2 separate regions of the Mus musculus genome follow, and region 1 is linked to region 2. Evidence: chromatin loops called from intact Hi-C (ENCODE). Cell type or tissue: gastrocnemius. All regions are shown on one strand. Each heading gives the region's core, and the rest is flanking DNA. Links, peaks and the distances in the headings are about the cores only. Region 1 overlaps Adipor2 (adiponectin receptor 2). Region 2 overlaps Wnt5b (wingless-type MMTV integration site family, member 5B).

The links. Hi-C counts contacts between places; a loop is a spot of excess contacts. Peaks named below come from ENCODE experiments on the same cell type or tissue, not always from the same donor. Only the 100,000 strongest peaks of a DNase experiment are listed, where the experiment ranks them.
Region 1: it touches region 2 in a loop (4-fold over the local background); 15 of 42 quality-filtered maps call a loop at or near these places.

What each region holds. Positions count from the first base shown.
Region 1 is chr6:119,358,304-119,367,956 of GRCm38, forward strand. It overlaps Adipor2 (adiponectin receptor 2), which reads right to left. Exons shown (of 8, transcript NM_001355692.1): 3 at 6,958-7,077; 4 at 3,525-3,696; 5 at 1,048-1,234; 6 at 619-806. Among named protein-coding and RNA genes, the nearest start is that of Adipor2, 26 kb to the right of the region's middle. In gastrocnemius, for the core only: no CTCF peak of the experiment used is centred there; no DNase peak of the experiment used is centred there; H3K27ac peaks cover 1,080 bases.
Region 2 is chr6:119,424,696-119,434,287 of GRCm38, forward strand. It overlaps Wnt5b (wingless-type MMTV integration site family, member 5B), which reads right to left. Exons shown (of 5, transcript NM_009525.3): 5 at 7,836-9,161. The coding sequence ends at 8,703. Among named protein-coding and RNA genes, the nearest start is that of Gm40397, 38 kb to the right of the region's middle. In gastrocnemius, for the core only: CTCF peaks have their summits at 4,081 (motif pointing right) and 6,038; DNase peaks (open chromatin) are centred at 4,085 and 6,050.

The DNA.
Region 1 (9,653 bases), core at 941-8,940, 67 kb before region 2:
CAGGGCTTGAATTTTATAGCAAGAAGAAACATGTGTTGTAATACCACTTGGGAGGTACTGCGTGTTATTTTAGGGACAGAAAGCAGAAGACACAACTTCAGACACAGTTCATTAGGATTTGTCAGTATCGCTCAGCAGAAGGCTACTGCTTTCAAAATTATAGGCAGTATTTTTCAAACTTCTGGTTGTGCAAATGCCACAATTGAACAAGAAGGCTGCCAACGTCACAGGGCACCCAGTAGGCACTACCTAAATATCAAAGGTTTTTGGAGCATAATCAGCATGAACTCTGGCCTTATTTATCAAAGCAATTTAAATTAAAATATAAAATACTAAGTATAACACAAGAAGAATCAGTCACAAGTACACTAATCTGAAAGAATACAGAAGTCATTATATTGTGATATTTCCTCAAATAAACAACACTGCTCAAAATATAGGTGCGCACCCATCTTATCGCTGCCCTTCAACCCTGTGCTTCCTCCTAACTGAGCACCAGGTCAGAAGCCTAAGGACAAGCAGGACAGTTACTGTGTCTCTGCACTGAAAAGCACAGCCTCTGATTCTAATGGTGCACCTTGAATGACCGGTGATAACTGCACACTCACATGCACTCACCTGCTCTGACCCCCCGATACTGAGGGGTGGCAAACATGTCCCACTGAGAGACGATAATGGCTGCAATGCCCAGCACACAGATGACAATCAGGTAGATGAAGCAAGGTTGTGGGTTACAGTAGAAAGAATAATAAAGCCAAGGAACAAAACTTCCCATGATCAGAAGAGCAATACCAGAGTAATCCAATCTAGGATTAAAATTTAAAAGAACTTCATTTAATGCTAAAAATTATTATCCATTATAGGCTCCAATTAATCCCCCATGACTTATGACATCAGCAACAACTAAGAAACAAACTGTTGGTATCATTCAAAAAGGACGGAGTTTGTATGTGGTAGCGTCAAGAATCTTGCCAGCTCTGCTGGAGGCTGTTCCTGCCCCACTGCCCCTAAAGCACGGCTGCTAACAAGGGCATCGTGAATACTTACTTAGAGAAGAGTCGGGAGACCCCTTCTGAGTGGCAGTACACCGTGTGGAAGAGCCATGAAAAGGAAAGGCAGAGAATGGCTCCCAAGAAGAACAAGCCAAAGACCACTTTCTCTTGCAGAGGGGCCACAAAAGATATATTTGGGCGAAACATATAAAAGATCCCCAGGCACAGGAAGAATACACAACCTAGGAAAAGAATGCAAGCAATGGATAAAATGCTCTCTGACAGGATAGTGTTGTACACCGCATTTTCAAAATTTCCCAGAAGCAATAATACTAAAACCATAAATTCTGTGAGGAAAAAAAATCTAAACAAAATGTTTATCCAAGATTTTAGTTTCCTTCCAATGCTGCTGGTGTCATATACCATCATAAACTTTGAGCATAAATAATATAGTAACTAGCTGAGGATGTAGTGAGTGCTTCCCAGCGTGCACAAAGGTATGGTGGCACACACCTTAATCCCAGCACTTGGGAGGAAGCAGGAGAATTACAAATTCAAAGCCACCCTCAGCAACAGAGGAATCTGAGGTAGCCTGGGATCTATAAGGCTCTGAGAAAGAAAACAAGGTGGGGTGGGGAAGATAATCTCTCATTCATCTAAGGACCACAATCCAACAAGAAGCCAGAGAGGACAGTTACCTCTTAAGAGTTAAGCTGACCTGCTACTTACGAAGTTCTCACACATACGCTTAGAGGTGCTTTCAAAGCTCTACTTTACATCTGTTTATGGATGCTCAAGAATCCTGTGCTGTTCCTCTGGTCCTTACTAGCTGTCCCAGTACATCACTGTCACAAACTCCATACCTAGCCATTTGCTTTGTTTGAGAATGGGTCTCAGTACTATGTAGTCCTGGCTAGCCTGGAGTTCACGCTGCATAGACCAGGCTGGGCCTCTGTCTCTTGAGTGCTGGGATTAAAAGCGTGTGGCCACCACTATAGCTTTTACACCAAGCTTTTGTTGTTCGGGTGTTGGGGTTTGTGGGGTTTGTTCTGTGCTAGAGACTGAACTCAAGACCTCATAACATGCTAGGCGAGCACTCACCACTGAGCGGCCCTCCTTTTGAGATTTTTAAGAAAGATTTCTCTATTGTTATGTGTATGGGCATTTTGCCTACATGGATCTCCTTCCTGTAGTCACAGATGGTTTGTCACTTCCCCTTTTCTGTTTGTTTTTTTGTTTTGTTTTGTTTTTTGAGACAGAGTTTCTCTGTATAGCCCTGGCTGTCCTGGAACTCACTTTGTAGACCAGGCTGACCTCAAACTCAGAAATCCGCCTGCCTCTGCCTCCCGAGTGCTGGGATTAAAGGCGTGTGCCACCATGCCCAGCCCCATTTTCTTGATCATAGCAATCCTGGAGCGAGTAAAATGGTCTCTCACTGTACTTCTTTGTATCTGTCTTGTAGTTCCCTAAATGACTGATAAAAATTACCTTTCCAAGTACATGTTTGTCGCCTATATACCTTCTCTAGAAATGTCTACAAGAAGCTTTACTGCCCCTCACAAAAGGGTGGGCTGTTTATACTGTTTGCTTACAAGAGTCCTGTGGTAGACTAGATAGAACATGACTTGCAAATATTCTCTCACTCTGGGGGTTCCTTTTAACTTTCTTGACAATATTCTTTAACAAACATATTTTTTTAACTTTGACAAAATCCAATTTCTTCTTTCTTTGGCTACATGTACTTTAGGTATCAATTCTAAGAAACCTTTACCTAACCCAGGTCCCAAGGACTTCCGTCTGTGTTTTCCTTGGGGCTGATACAGAACTTTATCTGTTCAGCACAGTCTCACTCCATATCACAGGCTGACCTGATACAATCCTGTCCCTCCTCCCAGGGTCAGAATTAGACATGCACAGCCATGTCTCACCCACTTCATTCTTCTTTATCGTGGCTACCTAAGCTGCACTGTTCTTTTTACTGAAAGATTAACCTTTGTCCCACTGTATTCTTTATTTAGTTCTACAAAAATCATAATGGAAAAATATCAGTTTCATATTCTATTCAGATCAAATAAAATGTAACTATAACTAATCTAAGTAATGACTGAAAAGAAACCTGCTCAAACTTTCTAAACACCTTGCTCTTGCTGCTTGTTGGGATACTGTGTATCTTCTATAGCAATTCTTGCCTTGCCTTTGAGGCCACTGTGTCAAGACCTAGGGAGGAGGCAGGCAAGAGTTACATAGCTGCCTGGAAGGGGCAGAGGAAGGGTCATGAAGTCCAGACTAGCCTGGGATACTGTAAGACCCTATCTCAAAACAAAACTCTAGGAGAGAAAAGATGAGTTGGTTTTAACAAAGTCACAGCACACGTTAGGATTATCAAAGGGTAAACCAATAAGAAATCATTACTGAAAATCCGAGGGAGAGAAATTCTATCATATTTTTCGAGTGCTATACTTATACATGAAAATCAGAAAAACTAAGTCAATCACTAATTTCATTATACCACTGACCACCAGCATTACATACCTAGGAGATGTGTCCAAATGTTGCCCGTCTCTGTGTGTATTCTAAAAATGCTCTTAAAACAGGCCCGAAAGGAAGGCATAGGAGGCCGGTGTCCATGGAGAAGGAAGTCATTATCCTTAAGCCAATCCGGTAGCACATCGTGAGGGATCACTCGCCATCGGCCTTCCCACACCTAGTGTGCATTGAAGAAGGTTATCAAACATACCTGTGACTTTAGCTGTCATTTAGCAACACTTCCCAAACAACCTTTACCATAACATCTTATACTATTTAAAATAAAATGGACTGACAAAAAAATGTATTTCTAAATGGTAGGCTTTGTTAAGAACAGTAAAACGTAAAAAAATATACCAAATTATACCCTAAAGGACTTTTGTTTTAGTCCAGCTAAAGGAATGAGGAATTCAAAGCCCCAGATACACAGACCTTCATCAGGGACAGCAGATGTTACCTGGGGGGGGGGGGGGGGGGGGGGGGAATCAGTCCTTAAATATGACTATTTTTTACTTAATGTTCTTGTTGATACAAAGAATCACAGTTTTATGTCTTATCCTAAAATGCCTCCCCTCTTCTTTCTGCTACAAGTGTTAAATGGAAAAGGTACAAGTTAGGAAATTTGGGGTCTCTGTTATTGACTAGTTTGAGCTTAGTCAGTCATAAAAATCTCCAAGGCTAATCCCAGCGCTCGGGAGGCAGAGACAGATAGATTTCTGAGTTTGAGGCCAGCCTGGTCTACAGAGTGAGTTCCAGGACAGCCAGGGCTACACAGAGAAACCTTGTCTGGAAAATCAAAAATGGGAAAAAAAATCTCCAAGGCTTAGTTTCCTTGCCTATAAAATAAGGATAACAGCATTCACCTAATGAATCTTGAGGATCATCAGACAAATGTCATACAGACCTCGCAAGTGTATACTGATAGCATGAGCATGCTCTGGGTTGATTCCCCCTGGGTTGGATGCACCTTTCTATTTTTAATCCCCTGGCAAAAGGACGGCCTCTGCGCAATCAGAACTGCATCCACCCCGGGACCTCCTGGGAAGGGGAAGGACCTTTACACTGCGTACACTACCTCCTAACAAAGTCTGTTCACTGCACTTTATTTATCTTAACCCTAATATCTCAGCCCAAACCTCACACCATGATGATCAACTTCACCCAGAATCCAGCAGCAAAGGAGAAGAGTTCCCACTACTGTGCCCACAGTGCTTCCATCGATACACTATAAAGCCAGATCCAATTACAAATTATCAGGACTCGACCCCTTCCCACTATGTCTCAGAGTTCTTGGAACAAAGCAAACAGCTAAGCCTCACAAACTGGACTCTCTTCCCCACTATTCAGAAAGACTGTCACTTGCCCACTACTGTGCCCCTTCCACAACCTGTCTCCTATTCTCTGCCCTTTAGTTCCTTACTGACAACTATAAAAAGCTTTCCTTTATGTGAAACTTCTATTCTCCCAAGGCAAGTGCCAACTTGAGAACAGGTGCAACCCTACCTATTAAAACAGTCTCATGTCTTATCCCTTTCCCCACTTCCCCTCCTTTTGCCTCTCTCACCTTCCAGTTCAAAACTCAAGGCCTACGCTCACTCAGCTAACCTGGCCAATCCATGTATATTCTTAAAGTAAAGTAAAATAGCCAAGATGACGCTCATCTTGCCTGTTTCCTGCTACTACTTCAGTTGTCCCATGTAGCACAGAGGACTGCTTCCAAGACCTCCTGTGGACAAAAAATTCTGCAGATGCCCAAGTCCTTGAATAAAATGGCACAATGCAAAAAAAAAAAATATATATGTATATATATATGTATATATATATATTTGTGCATATTATTTTCTAAATATTTTTATTCTTCTTTTAAAATTTATTTTCCTCACACAGGGTCTCACTATACTGCTTAAGTTGGCTGTGAATTCATGGACTAAAGTGATCCTCCTATCTTAAGACCATCAAGAAGCTAAAACGATGCAATACGCTGAGTAAGGGAAAAGGAGACAACACCAGCCACTTCCCTCTCAAGATATAAAAAAGAACTTATACGTGTACACACGTACACACATACACATGTACACACACACACACACACACACACACACACACACACGAACACAGGAGTGAGAGAGGGAGAAAGACTTGAAAGACTTACACTGACTTGAGATCATACCTAGTTGTGAAAGTTAGTTTTGTGGCCTTGATAGAATCTAGAATCACCAACAAGAGATTCTCATTGAGAGATTATCTAGATCAGCTTGACCTGTGGGCATGTCTGTGGGAGACTTATCTTGATTTCATTAACTAAGCTGATTTTATAACTTGATTATATTAACTGAGAAGGCCTGTCCCTTGGTTTGGGTCCTGAACAGAAATTGGTACCAGAAGTGGAATAGCTGCTGCGATGGACCTGACTGATTCTTACTCCATCTGAATTAGTTTTTGTATGTTTTTACTGGAATGTAGAAGCATTTAAGAATCACAAGCTAAAAAAACCATCAAATGCTGGACACAAAACTTACTAAGTTGTCCTTGTGGGAACTTGGGAGAATGCTGAGAGAAATACAAACAGTGGAGGCTCAGTTTATGAGCTCTCAGAGGGTATCAAGAATTCTACCAAGAACTTGCATAGGGGCCATTAATGGGATATTTGACCAAGAATCTGGCTTTATTCTGCCCAGGTCCTGAGAATCTAAGTGAAGCTGGTTTCCCTATAAATAATAAACTATAACTTAAAATTATGGGCTAAAATAAAATCTTTCTCCCTTAGGTTGCTTTTTATCAGAATATTTCAATAACAGCAAAACGAAACCAACCAGGATACTGCCCAAAGCACTCGCTTATCTAACTAAAAATCCTATTAGTCTTTCTTTTTATCCCCAACAAGTAACTTCAATTCTACCTATCATTAAAAAACAAAACAAATAAACAAAAAACCTACAATGGATTCTAGAGACTCAATGAGTCACAAAACCATTTAAGAGCTGCATAGAAAATACTAAATGGGGGGCGGGGTTAAAAAAAAAAAAAGAAGAAAATACTAAATGTACATGAAATTTTTGAAATTTCTACCGCAGCAGCTTGGTTATCCATAGACACTCTAGAAATAGTAACTATAGAACAGATTTCGGTATGGCTTTTTAATAACTCTAGCACAACCCGTCCAAATTGCTCATCCTGTCTCATTTAATCTACATTTACTCTTCTAACCTTCATCAGGAGAGATTTATATCCCAATGGGACAGTCGAGGTATATTAAGAACTTTATCAATGTATTTTACAAACGTGTCTTGAACAAAGCTGAAGTCAGGAGACTTCCTTGTCCTCACTTGCATGGATTTTCCCCTAAGCAGAGCAAGAGGCAAAGGACTGCCACTTTCTTTCAGTGTCTGTCTGCGAAAGGCTAAATAGCAAAAGAAAGCCTAAGAAACTGTAAGCTTACCTTACAAACAAACTCTTCCATTCGTTCCATAGCATGATGGGCCTGTAGGAGCGGGGACATGCCCATAAACCCTTCATCTTCCTGGGAATTGTCATCATGACACTCGGGCTCCTCCGGGCTCTGTAAAGACATCACAGCAACAGTCAATGGCAGGATCAATCAACATGCTTTCCTTGCAATTACAAAGGTTTTAAAGTCAACCATCAACAATACAGTAGGCAGTAGGCTCATTGTAAAAGTATTCATGTTAAAAATGAAGTTGGCCATGATGGTGTACACCTTTAATCCCAGTGGAGATAAGCAGAGCTCTGTGAGTTTCAGGCCAGTCAGGGCTACATAGCTGACATCCTTTCTCAAAGAAAAAGACCAAAACCAAAATAACACAAAACAAAACCACTTTTCTCGACTCTGACAGGTTAACAGCTGCCTATCATAGCCTCACTTCTATGCTCACTTCACAGTCCGGTCCTCAAATAGTTTATTAGTTTCCTTTAGTTTGACTTCCATAGGCCAGTTGAGCTGAATGACCTGAATTTGATCCCTGTACCACAGAATCATAGATGGAGACCTGAAAGGTTATCTGCTAACCTCCACATGTGTAGCCTGGCACGTGTGCCCCTCCCCCTGCACACAAATAATTTTAAAGACCTCTGACAAAGTTCAACATCTAGAAGAAACTAACTGAGGCAGGCCAACTGGGCTATATAATAGGACGAACGGACAGACGGACGGATGGACGGATGGACGGACGGAAGGAAGGAAGAGACGAAGGGAGGAGAGGGGAGGGGAGGAAGAGGAAGAGGAAGAAGAGAGAAGGAAAAGGAAGAAGGAAGAAGAGGAAGAAGTAGTATTACTATTGTTGTTGTTGTTGTTATTCTACTTGTTGTTGTTGTTGTTGTTATTCTACTTCCAGACCTCAGTTTAGAGGCTCAGGAGACAGCTTAGTCAGCACCAACCTGGGCTGCATGAGTCCTTCTCAAAACCAACACCAGCAGCAGTAACTCTTGGCACAAGTTATATCATGTACAGCATCCACCACTACCTACTGGCAGCTCATTCAACCTCCAGGATTTAAATTTACTGACATTTTTAAGAAATGGCATACTTTCTAAAGTTCTTTTTCCTTCACACAAGGAACACACATTTATATTCCTCTAAAGTTTGCTATTTCAGAAAGAGCCTCTTCTAACCTTCTTTGGGTCTTGATTTTTAAGAAATAAGCACTTGCCAAGAGTGGTGGCACACACCTTTAATCACAGCACTGGAGAAGGCAGAAGCAGATGGAGTTCAAGGCCAGTCTGGTCTACATGGTGAGTTCCAGGCTAGCTAGGGCTACACAGTAAGACCCTATCTTATAAATAAAACATAAATATGATTAAAAAAAAATCACCATTCATTTTTATCTCTAGTGCCAGGCTGCGGGCATCTGACTCTGAGAGGACAGCAATCATCTCCTTACAATGACAGTCAGGCCAAGGTGCAGAGCCGCTGGCTCATTCCTCAACAGTCACCTGTCGGGTGGCTGCAGCTCCTTTTCCTGAAGCACTGGGGGATAAGAAGCTACTGAAGGCCACCTGCAGCCACTCTAAGCCCCCGTCTGTCACCCCTTAGATCTTCACTTCACAGAAGCCTTCAGATGTCAGCTGCTCAGTGGGGTCAACATTCCCTGTGTTTAAGCTCAATTGTAGCTGAAAGCAAAACTGACTTTCACTTTCTAAGCTGGTTTCGTGGAAGAAAAGGTTAACCAATGGAAGCATCTTGCCAAGGTGTGGTCACGCCCTTCTCAGACCACGGTTACATCACTTTCTCCAGTCTGAGATGAAGGATCCACCTTCTACTAAGGTGCCCATAACCCAAGGGTGATCCTATAGGAAAAGTATCCAGGTGAGGAGTGGACAGGGCAGGCTGGACAAGACCTTAACTCATCCATAAGCAAAGAAACAGAGGATGCCAAGTTCCAGTAACAGACAAAGGCTCTCTCCATGCAGTGACCACCCACCTTCACTGTCCAAAATGGACAGGGCTGGCATGGGGACCTGGTGCCAGCAGAGGCCACAATTGAGAGAGCTGGAGGAAGAGCAGGACCAAGTAGATGGCCCTGGGAGCCACTTGGGGATGGGGTGATGTGACAGCCAGGAGCATGCTATCCTGCCAGCTCCTTGTGTTAGCCTCCAGAATAGAATCTTCCATAACACGCTCTAGTGTGCTGCCCTGTGGCTACTTTCCCACAATGATAAATTCACTCGGTGTGAGCCAATCCTGTACAGAGATAGCTTTGATAATCTCAGAAAGCAAACACTAGAGGGAGAGGGCAGGAAGCAACAGAAGAAGAGGCTGAGCAGTGCCTGAGGACACACAAGCTGCTCAAGCCCAGAACCAGGTCAGAGGAATCTTCTCAAGAAGGGCCATCCCCCTACTGCCCACCAGACTAATACAAAGGAAAGGTGGGGATAATCTGTGAAGAAGTATCTGAGAACAGTGGCCAAGCAGCATGCATAACCTATGACTGAGTACACTGGCATCCCAAACTACTGCCTATTTGTGTTAGAAACAAGGTGTATGAAGGACTCACTTCCAATTCACAGAAGTGACTTAAACACTAGGGAGAGCTAGAGTCTATCTATGTGATACGCACTTGCCTGGGTGTACAAAGCCCAGGGGCCAGCCCACAGCACCGTAAGTCCAAACCACACCAT
Region 2 (9,592 bases), core at 1,593-9,592:
GTAGGGGCAGGGTTTGGAGAGTTTTCAAGATCACCAAAGCATAGGACATAACAGAATTTGGAATCAACTTGGCCATAAGGAAGTTTCCCTGTAACACATAAAAAGGTTTCCTTGTAACGGCATAAGATGGTTGGCTGCAGGCATAAGGCCACACGGCTACAGTAATGTCAGAAAGGCAGTGTCTACCTATGTCTTAACAAACATTTGGCACTGGACCACAGATTGGTATGCTCCTTCCTGGGGAAGAGAATCTTTTCTGTCCCCAGCTTTCGTTAGTCCCCTGTGGTTCTCTGCATAGAGATGAGGCCTTATGGTCTTTCCCCATACAGCTGGACATGCTTGTTGGTATCCTCCGTGTTCAGCTCACATTTGGGCGCTCATGTTGTTGAGACCTTGTGGGTGTAGCTTCTTTTTTAATTAATTAATCAATTATTTTATTAATTAATTACTTTTTTAGATCTTAGAATTGTATTCAGAGTTGACCGTAATTTTACAACGATTTTGTTTTTCCCGGCACTGTCAGCCCCCTGAGCCCCCACACGTTCCCTTTCTGCTGGTTTTGTGGTTGGAACAGCTGAAGAGGGAGATACACAGGGTGCAGGGTCAGCGTGGGCCTCAAGCTCAGCCACAGGCTTGCTGTTTCTTCGGGAAGCAGCATTCTCACGGCTGTCTTCACTGGACTCGGCAGCTTCAGCTGGTGATGGAAAGGGTGAACGATTTTCAGCACCTTCACTCTCTTCTGGATTTTCCTCCTCATTTGAGGCTTCAGTGTCGTCTTCATCCTCTTGGGTAGAAACAGTGGAAGCAGCATTTTCACACTGAGACACATCTCATCCCTCACGGGGTTTCCTGACGCTTTCTGTTTATGTCGCTGCAAAAGGTCGTCAAGATTACACCGTCTTTTATAGTTGGGTGTAGCTTCTGATGTTACTAGAAGACAGAGTCTCACAGCAAACTCTTGATAGGCTGGAGTTTTTCTGCCTACTCTTCCACGATGTTCCCTAAACCTGAGGTGTGGGGGTGTCTTGTAGATGTATTTATCAGGACTGGGTTCCACAGCTCTGTGTTTTTTTGTTTGTTTGTTTTGGTTTTTGGTTTTTCAAGACAGGGTTTCTCTGTGTAGCCCTGGCTGTCCTGGAACTCACTCTGTAGACCAGGCTGGCCTCGAACTCAGAAATCTGCCTGTCTCTGCCTCCCGAGTGCTGGGATTAAAAGCGTGTGCCACCACGCCTGGCTTACCTCTGTGTTTTGATTGGTTGTGGTTTTCTGTGCTGGTCTCTATGTATTACGAGAAGTTTCCATAATGAGGGGCAAGGGCTACCCTTGCCTCTGGGTATAAGGACCAAGGTTTACCAATTGTTGTTAGGGAGTGTGCTGGTTCAGTAAATTCGTGGTTGTACATTCTCCTGCAGTAACCATGATATCGATAGCTCTGAGTAGTTAGCTAGGTTCTCAGTACCAGGCATAGTACTCTTGTTAATTGAGTCTTTAGTCCAATTAGACAGGAGTTGGGTATTACTAAAATAAGCATACCACCCATAGCGTTGTGGTGCCACACTGGTTGTTGGCATGGTTTATTGGTGTCACAGCTGGGTAGGACATTTGGTTGCTTCCCTCCGTTGGAAACTTTCACGGCACTTTCTGGTACCACGAAAGGCAGTCCTCAGGAAAAGATGTTCAGGTCAGTTCCAGCTCAGGAGTCTCGGGGCTGTTTATGAAATGCATGTTAGCTTCAGCAATAGAAACCTTGCACCTCGGGGGGCGGGGCGGGGGTAACCAAGAGAAACAGCAATAGACTGTATGCTCTGAGAGTCTCTCGGACAGCCCTGACCAACGACTCAAAAGAGGATCATGTCTGGCATAATTGTTTTTTGTTAGGTGGCCTTTGGCTTTTGGAGGGAGCACTATCAGCCCAGAAGAGAAAAGTTGGTGAGAACTATAGATGTATATTTATACAATGAATTATGTGTATTATAGTTTTTCAAAAGATAAATAGGAAATAGTCTGAAAAAGCCATATGTTCATATTGTTATTTTACCCAGCTCCCTCCTTCTCTTGTATTTTCCTCCCTCTTCCTTTCCTGGGTAGCCTCCCCTTTCCCATTCCCCCTATCAGGCTATTTTGCTGTGTTTAAAGATGGTATTGCTAGCCGGGCGTGGTGGCACACGCCTTGAATCCCAGCACTCGGGAGGCAGAGACAGGCGGATTTCTGAGTTCGAGGCTAGCCTGGTCTACAGAGTGAGTTCCAGAACAGCCAGGGCTACACAGAGAAACCCTGTCTCAAAAATGTTTGCTGTGTGGCTCTAGATGGCCTCAGACTTACAGCACTCCTACTGCTTCAAGCCCCCAAGTGCTGGGATTCCAGGCAGACACCACCACCCTTGGCCTGTGGGTTTGTTAAGCACACAGTCCAGGTTTCCAGTGTCAGGGTTGTTGATGACAAAAAACAGGCAGCTTAGGAGATTTTCCTGAGAGTCTTTGTCTACCAGTCTGCTGGCAAAAGTCCTGCTGGGAGCTACTGGAACTGTGGGGTGCCTCTTGAGCTGTGGACTTTCAGGTGTAGCCAGTTCTGGGTGTGTTGCCTGCTTTGTTTTACAATCTGTGCTGCAAGGCTATACTTTTTCTGGGCTGCCTATTTTTCCAGAGCTAGACAAGCCAGATCAAAGACGCAGGCTGTAATAAATAGGCTGTGGTTGGTCCATTTGCAGTATGAGATGGGCTTAGAGTTTATCAGAGCAACAGAAAAGTAGAAAGCACCAGGCCCCTCTCTTCTCCAGCTGGCAGCTGCTGCCTGCTTGTCTTAGAACTCTGAGAGTTGGAAAGTTAAGAGTTAGTCTGCTACATGACTGAGCCCAAGGTCAAAAATGGAGCAGTCTTAAGCCCTAAGTTATTCATTATATGAGACTCTGTGTCCTTAAACTGATGAGATGGGGAATTTGAAGGAGATATAAGATTCTGCCTATGGGAAGAAGGTGGCAGAAATTTCTTGGGGTGCAGGCTTTAAAAACCACTGTCTCGTGTCAAATCAGCTTATCAGACATTTTGTCTTTTCTCTGCCTGCATCCTTTCTGTCTAATGGCATATTGAAACCTGCTTCAGCCGTCCATCCCAGCACTCGAAAGGCAGCGTTGGTGGTTCAAGGCCAGTCTGGTCTACCTAGCAAGTTCCAGGCCAGCCAGAGACATAGAGAGACCTTGTCTCAAACCGGCTTCATGTTCACCGGTCTTTTGGATTTGTTGTTATTTCCAACAACACCAAGCTTAGGACTCAGGCTAGCCCACCCCACAAGTCTCCCTCCTTGTGACATGACATGGGCCCAGCTGTGCACAGGGAGATTAAACACTGTGCCAAGACTCTTTAGCAATGGGCTAGTTTCATTTACTTAAGTAGTTAATCTGGTACCGTGTGTTTTCTTTCCCAGATCTAGTCTCGAGTAGACATTAGCAATGAACTTTAGATCTCATCTCAGATTTGTGAGAACAGGAGGTAGGTACTAGTCTAGTGTGGAAGGGACTCCAGACAGCAGCTCTCAGAATGCCCTTGCTCAAGGCCATGGTCACCAGAAGAGAAAGCTCCGGCCCCTTGTTAGCTCTTTGCCTGCTGTCTCATGTGATTTTACTCATTTTTGGTGTTAGGGACAAAACACAGAGCTTCGTGTGTTAGGCAAATGCTCTACTTCTGAAATACACCTCCACCAACATTTACAGTATTTATTTATTTATTTATTTATTTATTTTGTCAGAGTTTCTCTCTGTAGCCTTCAAAGTCCTGGAACGTTTCTGCCTCCAGAGTGCTGAGATCAAAGGTGTGCACTAACACTATCCAGTCAATTTATTTATTTATTTATTTATTTATTTATTTATTTGGATTTTTTTCAAAACAGGGTTTCTCTGTGTAGCCCTGGATGTCCTGGAACTCACTCTGTAGACCAGGCTGACCTGGAACTCAGAAATCCACCTGCCTCTGCCTCCCAAGTGGAATTTTATTATTTTTAATTTTTAAATTTATCTTTTATCTGTATGGGTGTTTTACCTGCACGTATGTCTGTGTACTGTGTATGTGTAGTACCCGAGGAGGCCAGAAGAGGGCACTGGATCCTAAAGAACTAGAGTTACAGGGGATTGTGAGCCACCATGTTCTGGTGCTGGGAATCGAACCCAGATCCTCTGAGAGAGCATCCACTGAGCTGTCTCTCCAGCAGCCACTTAGGAGTTTGGAAGACTCACTATTTCTAACACCTCAGACATGGAAGACAATGCCAAGACAGTTCTCTTCCTGTAAACCTTGGAGAAGTGGCCTCACAGAGTGTGCTCATGGGTCTGGTATAAAATAAGGCTCTTCTGGTATGTCGTGCTGAAAGAGTCTCACCCACTGAGCATTAGCGAGTGACCTCCTGCCCTGGACACTGACTCCCCTAGATTAGCTTTCCATTGTTCTTCTTGTTGCTTCAAAACCTATCTCAGTCCACTAGTCTGTCCTTTGGGGGAGCGACAGTTTTCACCTGCTCTAAGCCCATCCAGCAACTCCAGGCGTGGGAGCTCAAGTCCCCCTGGCCAGGTACTCCTAAGCAAGCAAACTTTCTCCATCACTCTTTCCTCTCAAAAATCACGTTATCAATAAGGACAGATCACAGAACACAGCCAGAGACTTAGTGGAAAACAGGGTCTCTGGCTTCAGGTGCCCTCAGCAGGAGAGACAGAGCGGGCTGTTCACACCGAGGACCGTTTTGTGAGGTAACGGTCGTTGCTTAATCCGAGTCTGAGCCTGGCCCGTGAGAAGTGCGTAGGTGGTAGTGGTACACTGCCCTGCAGAGAGAACTACACAGGAGGTGCAAGGAGCAGCGGGCACCAAGTGAGCCCTTGATCCGTGCCAGCTATAACCTGCTTGCCGAAAGAACCCTCAAGTCTACAAACCATCCAGATGTCTGGAGGAAGTGACTTAGGGCCTGGGAACAAGCCCAACCATGGCCACGGACACAACTTCGGCAACTACATAACAGGTTCCAGGCTATCCAGGGCTACACAGAGACCCTGTCTGAAAAAAAAGAAAAAAAAAAAGAAAGAAAGAAAGTTAATTAAATCGATTTGATAATTCCACACATGTACAAAATGCATTCTTTTGTGTGTGTTGTTTGGAACAGGATTGCACTGTGTAACCCTGGATGTTTTGGAAGTCACTACATAGACCAGGCTGCCCTCAAACTCACAGAAATCTGCCTTCCTTGGCCTCCTGAGCACTGAGATTACAGACCTACACAGCCACTGCCCAGCTAAAGCACTCTTTTTTTGTTTTGTTTTGTTTTGTTTTGTTTTGTTTTGTTTTTCGAGACAGGGTTTCTCTGTGTAGCCCTGGCTGTCCTGGAACTCACTCTGTAGACCAGGCTGGCCTCGAACTCAGAAATCTGCCTGCCTCTGCCTCCCAAGTGCTGGGATTAAAGGCGTGTGCCACCACTGTTTAAAGCACTCTTGTTACTTTCGCCTCTCTCCTCTCTTCTGCCTCTCACCCGTCTATCCTCCCTGTCCCGGCTACAATCCAGTCTTCACATTCACACCTTTTGCTTTGTTGTGTGACCCGCTGTTTAACCAAAGCCGTCTGTTTGAGCATAGGTTTGAACTGTCCATAGAAGACTAAGTCGACTCCCAAGTGGGTACACAACAGAAGATACTGACTCTCCACCTCCCAGAGTCTACCTGAAGCCAGGAGGCCCCATGAGTTTCTCTTGTATCCATGATTGACTGCTGACCAGACCACTCTTACACAGGCCTGGTGCAGGAGAGGGATGTTGGGAGTTTATGGTTGCAATGGCTTGTGCCATGCCCAGAAGATGGCATTTCTTAGTCCTTCTTACTATCTTACTTAGCTTCTGGATCTTATATCCTTCTCATCCACTGAGCTTTAGAGAGGAAACACGTAAATGTCTTATGTAGGCCTGAGCATTCAACTGCCACTTAGTCTAGGTACTTGAAACTGGTCAACTTTTGAACCAAGGTGTGAGTCACAGACTTTAGACTTGATGGCACAGTGACACTCAGTGGACAAATGAAGAGCTGCATGCTAGTCCCTCATGGGTATTGGAATTTTTCCAGCCGTGAGCCATGCTGGAGCAAGAATGTTCCAAGGGCCCATGTTCTCTGTTACCTAATCAGGTCCACTCTAACATTCCTTATTGAGTTCAATAATAAGCTGAAAGGACACCTTGCATTCTATAAGTGAGCAGAGTTATTTCCTACTACCCAGTCATGTAATCCCTGCCCACAACCTAAGAGAGGAAGCTTGGACATCTTGTGCTCCTTAAAGGACCAAAGGCCAGGGGATGTAGTTAGTCTAGTAGTTTAGTTTAGACTAGCATGTATGGTGCCCTAGGTTAGATTCTAGCATCAGAGGGGGGAAAATGGACAAAAGACCCCTAGCTAAACTAAGTATGGTGCCACACACCTAAGGCAGGATGGTGGCAAGTTCAAAACCAGCCTGAGCTACAGGAAATCCCGTCTCAAAATAACAGGGAGCAAGGGGAACTAGCCAGAGGGTGTCAGTCAGTTTCCACATGCCCAATGTGGATTCTAGTTATGATTTACTGAAAAACCTTAACAATTTTTATTCATCCCAATTATTTCTTTTTTGAAAACTCTGACTTTGAAAAACTAGAAAAATAAGGTCTATTATAGTTTGGATACACAATGTCATCTGTTTGTATGTCATTGGATACAGGCTCACTTGTCTGAACACTCGCTTGGTCCCCCGCTGCTGGTGTTATTTAGGGACATTGCAGAAACTCTGGGAGGTGGGCCTTCCTGGAAGTTTGGATCTCTGTGGGGTGGGTCTTAGGGTCTATAGTTTAGCCTGCTCCTGTCCTAGCTGCTTCCTTGTCCACAGAGATGTGAGCAAGCAAACTCACACTGCAGCTGCCGCAGCCTCAAGCTGTTCCAAACCAGGCGCCAAAACAAAGTCTCCCTTAAGCTGGTTACAACAGGGAAAGAATCCATACACTGCCAAGTGAAAACTGTCTTTAAATCATTCAGGAAAATTAATGGTCTTTCAAACAGAGTCCACAGGAAAATTAATGCATGCGTATGATCTTCCCACCCTCAGATTTCTATTTGATTTTAATTTAAGACAGGCTCTTACGGCTGGCCTTACTTGATCTCCTGTTCCAGATATCGTGGTCCACTACCACAGGCAGCAATCCAGAGAAGGCTACAGAGAGCGCCCTCCTGTATGTGCTTAACAAGGCTCAGCACACACATCTGCATTAAGCTGTTATGCTATGATGAAATGCTTCTTTTGGTCTCTGTAACTTGCTTATGTAGATACCCCAAGATTGTCTTGGATTGCTTAACTGGGCAGAACAGACCAGTTTTTGCTTGCTTGCTTGCTTGCTTGCTTGCTTGAGTAGCTATCGAAGGACTGGAAGGAGGGGAGGGAGGGGAAACTATGGTTGGAATGGAGGAGGGACTGGGAGGAGGGGAAGGAAGGGAAACTATGGTTGGAATGGAGGAGGGACTGGGAGGAGGGGAGGGAGGGGAAACTATGGTTGGAATGGAGGAGGGACTGGAAGGAGGGGAGGGAAGGTAAACTATGGTTGGAACGTAATATAAGAGAGAAGAATGAGAAATCTTTCCCTCACCTCCTTTTTCATGGCAACTTCAAATCTGGCTCATAGACTGTTCATCCTGCTAGCTCAATACATCTTTAATTACAATTGGATAGAGTCTATGATCTTTAACCCAGGATTCACAAACTCCATAACATCAGGATACCGTGGGTTTCATCCTTAGCATCAAAAATAAAATTTCAAATGAGATCACTGCTTGCCCAAATAAGGAGAGGGAGAGAAACCTCAGTAAAAAGATATTTAATGTCAAAGGGACGCTGTACATGTGGGCAGAGATGACAGTCTCACAGGCAGTTGACCTGACCTGCTAGCATGCCCTGTCATTCTCAAAGCCTCCCTTGACAGAGTGACAGCAGATTCCTGTCCTGTGCAACAGGCACTTGGTCCCCAGTCAAATCCCAGGTTTGCTCCACGTCTTCCTGGCTGTAGCAGGTGACAGAACCGTCTTTCTCTTGGCACAAGAGCTTGAGGCAGGAGCTGGTGACATTCTCATCAGAAGGCAGAGCCAGGGTCCAGGGAGGCCCAGATCTCTTACGGTCACCGGTTGGAGTGACTTGAGACCACTCCCCCATATTGGGGCAGGGGACTTTCCTGCAGTGTGTACTCAGATGAGAAAAGAAGGAAGTACAGAGCCCCTTCCCAAAGCTGGCTCCATTTTCAGGAAGACCTAGGCTACCATCCCGGTTATCAGGTCTTTCCACAGGGCCTCTGGGTCTCCTGGCCAGGGTCACAGACACTCATCTTCCCCACAGGACTGTAGATGTGGAATAAGTCCAGTTCCTTCATCTAATCCCCACCTGTCTCCTGGAGGCTATGGCGCACAGACACTCTCAAGCCCATGTCCCAAAAGTCCTGGCCAGAAAATGGGGAAAAGCCCGTTTCTCTCCCACTGGTTGTGGATTTCCAGCAAAATCCAGTCCTCACAGAGGGCCAGCATCTCCTAAGCTCTTCCTCTCCACTTTCTTCTCTTGATTATCTATCATCCATCCATCCATCCATTTGTACAAATATAAAATATATTTAGATAGATTTATATAATATAGACTTTTGTGAGGCGGAGAGGAGCGGCCTGAAGGCCCGTGTGGTGCAGTCACTTACAGACATACTGGTCCACAACCTCGGTGCATTTTTTGCATCTGACAAAGCAACACCAGTGGAACCTGCAGTGGCAGCGTTCCACCTGAACGCTCTTGAAGCGGTCATAGCCGCGGCCACAGCACATGAGCTCGCAGCCGTCCATGCCCTCTGAGGTCTTGTTGCAGAGGCGACCCTGGGTGCCCAGGGAGCCTGTGGTCTCATTACGCAGGCAGTAGTCAGGACTGGGGTCCACGTAGACCAGGTCCTCTGGGGTGGGCTGGTTGAAGCGGCTGTTGGCCAGCTCCAGCTTGCCCTGGCGGGTGATGCGCATGGCCGCGGCGCTGTCGTACTTCTCCTTCAAACGGTCCCCCACCTTGCGGAACTCGGCCAGCTGGAGCCAGCAGGTCTTGAGGCTGCAGGACCCGGAGACTCCGTGACATTTGCAGGCGACATCAGCCATCTTATACACGGCCTGGGGGAGGAGAAGAATGAGAATAACTAAGGAGAATCCTTCAAGCAAATGAAGAGGCAGGCCAGTGAATTCAGCAGGAAAAGGGGCTTGCTGCCAGGCCTGACAATCTGAGTTCGAGTCCCAGAGCTTACATGATAGGAGAGAAACAACTCCTACAGTACTCCCAAATATCATCTTCAAAAGTTGTTTTTAAGCTGGGCATGGTGGCGCACGCCTTTAATCCCAGCACTCGGGAGGCAGAGGCAGGTGCATTTCTGAGTTCGAAGCCAGCCTGGTCTACAAAGTGAGTTCCAGGACAGCCAGGGCTATACAGAGAAACCCTGTCTCAAAAACAAACAAACAAACAAACAAACAAAACCAACCAAACAAACAAACACCAAAAGTTGTTTTTAGAGCCGGGCTGGGGGGTTTATGCCTTTGATTCCAGCACT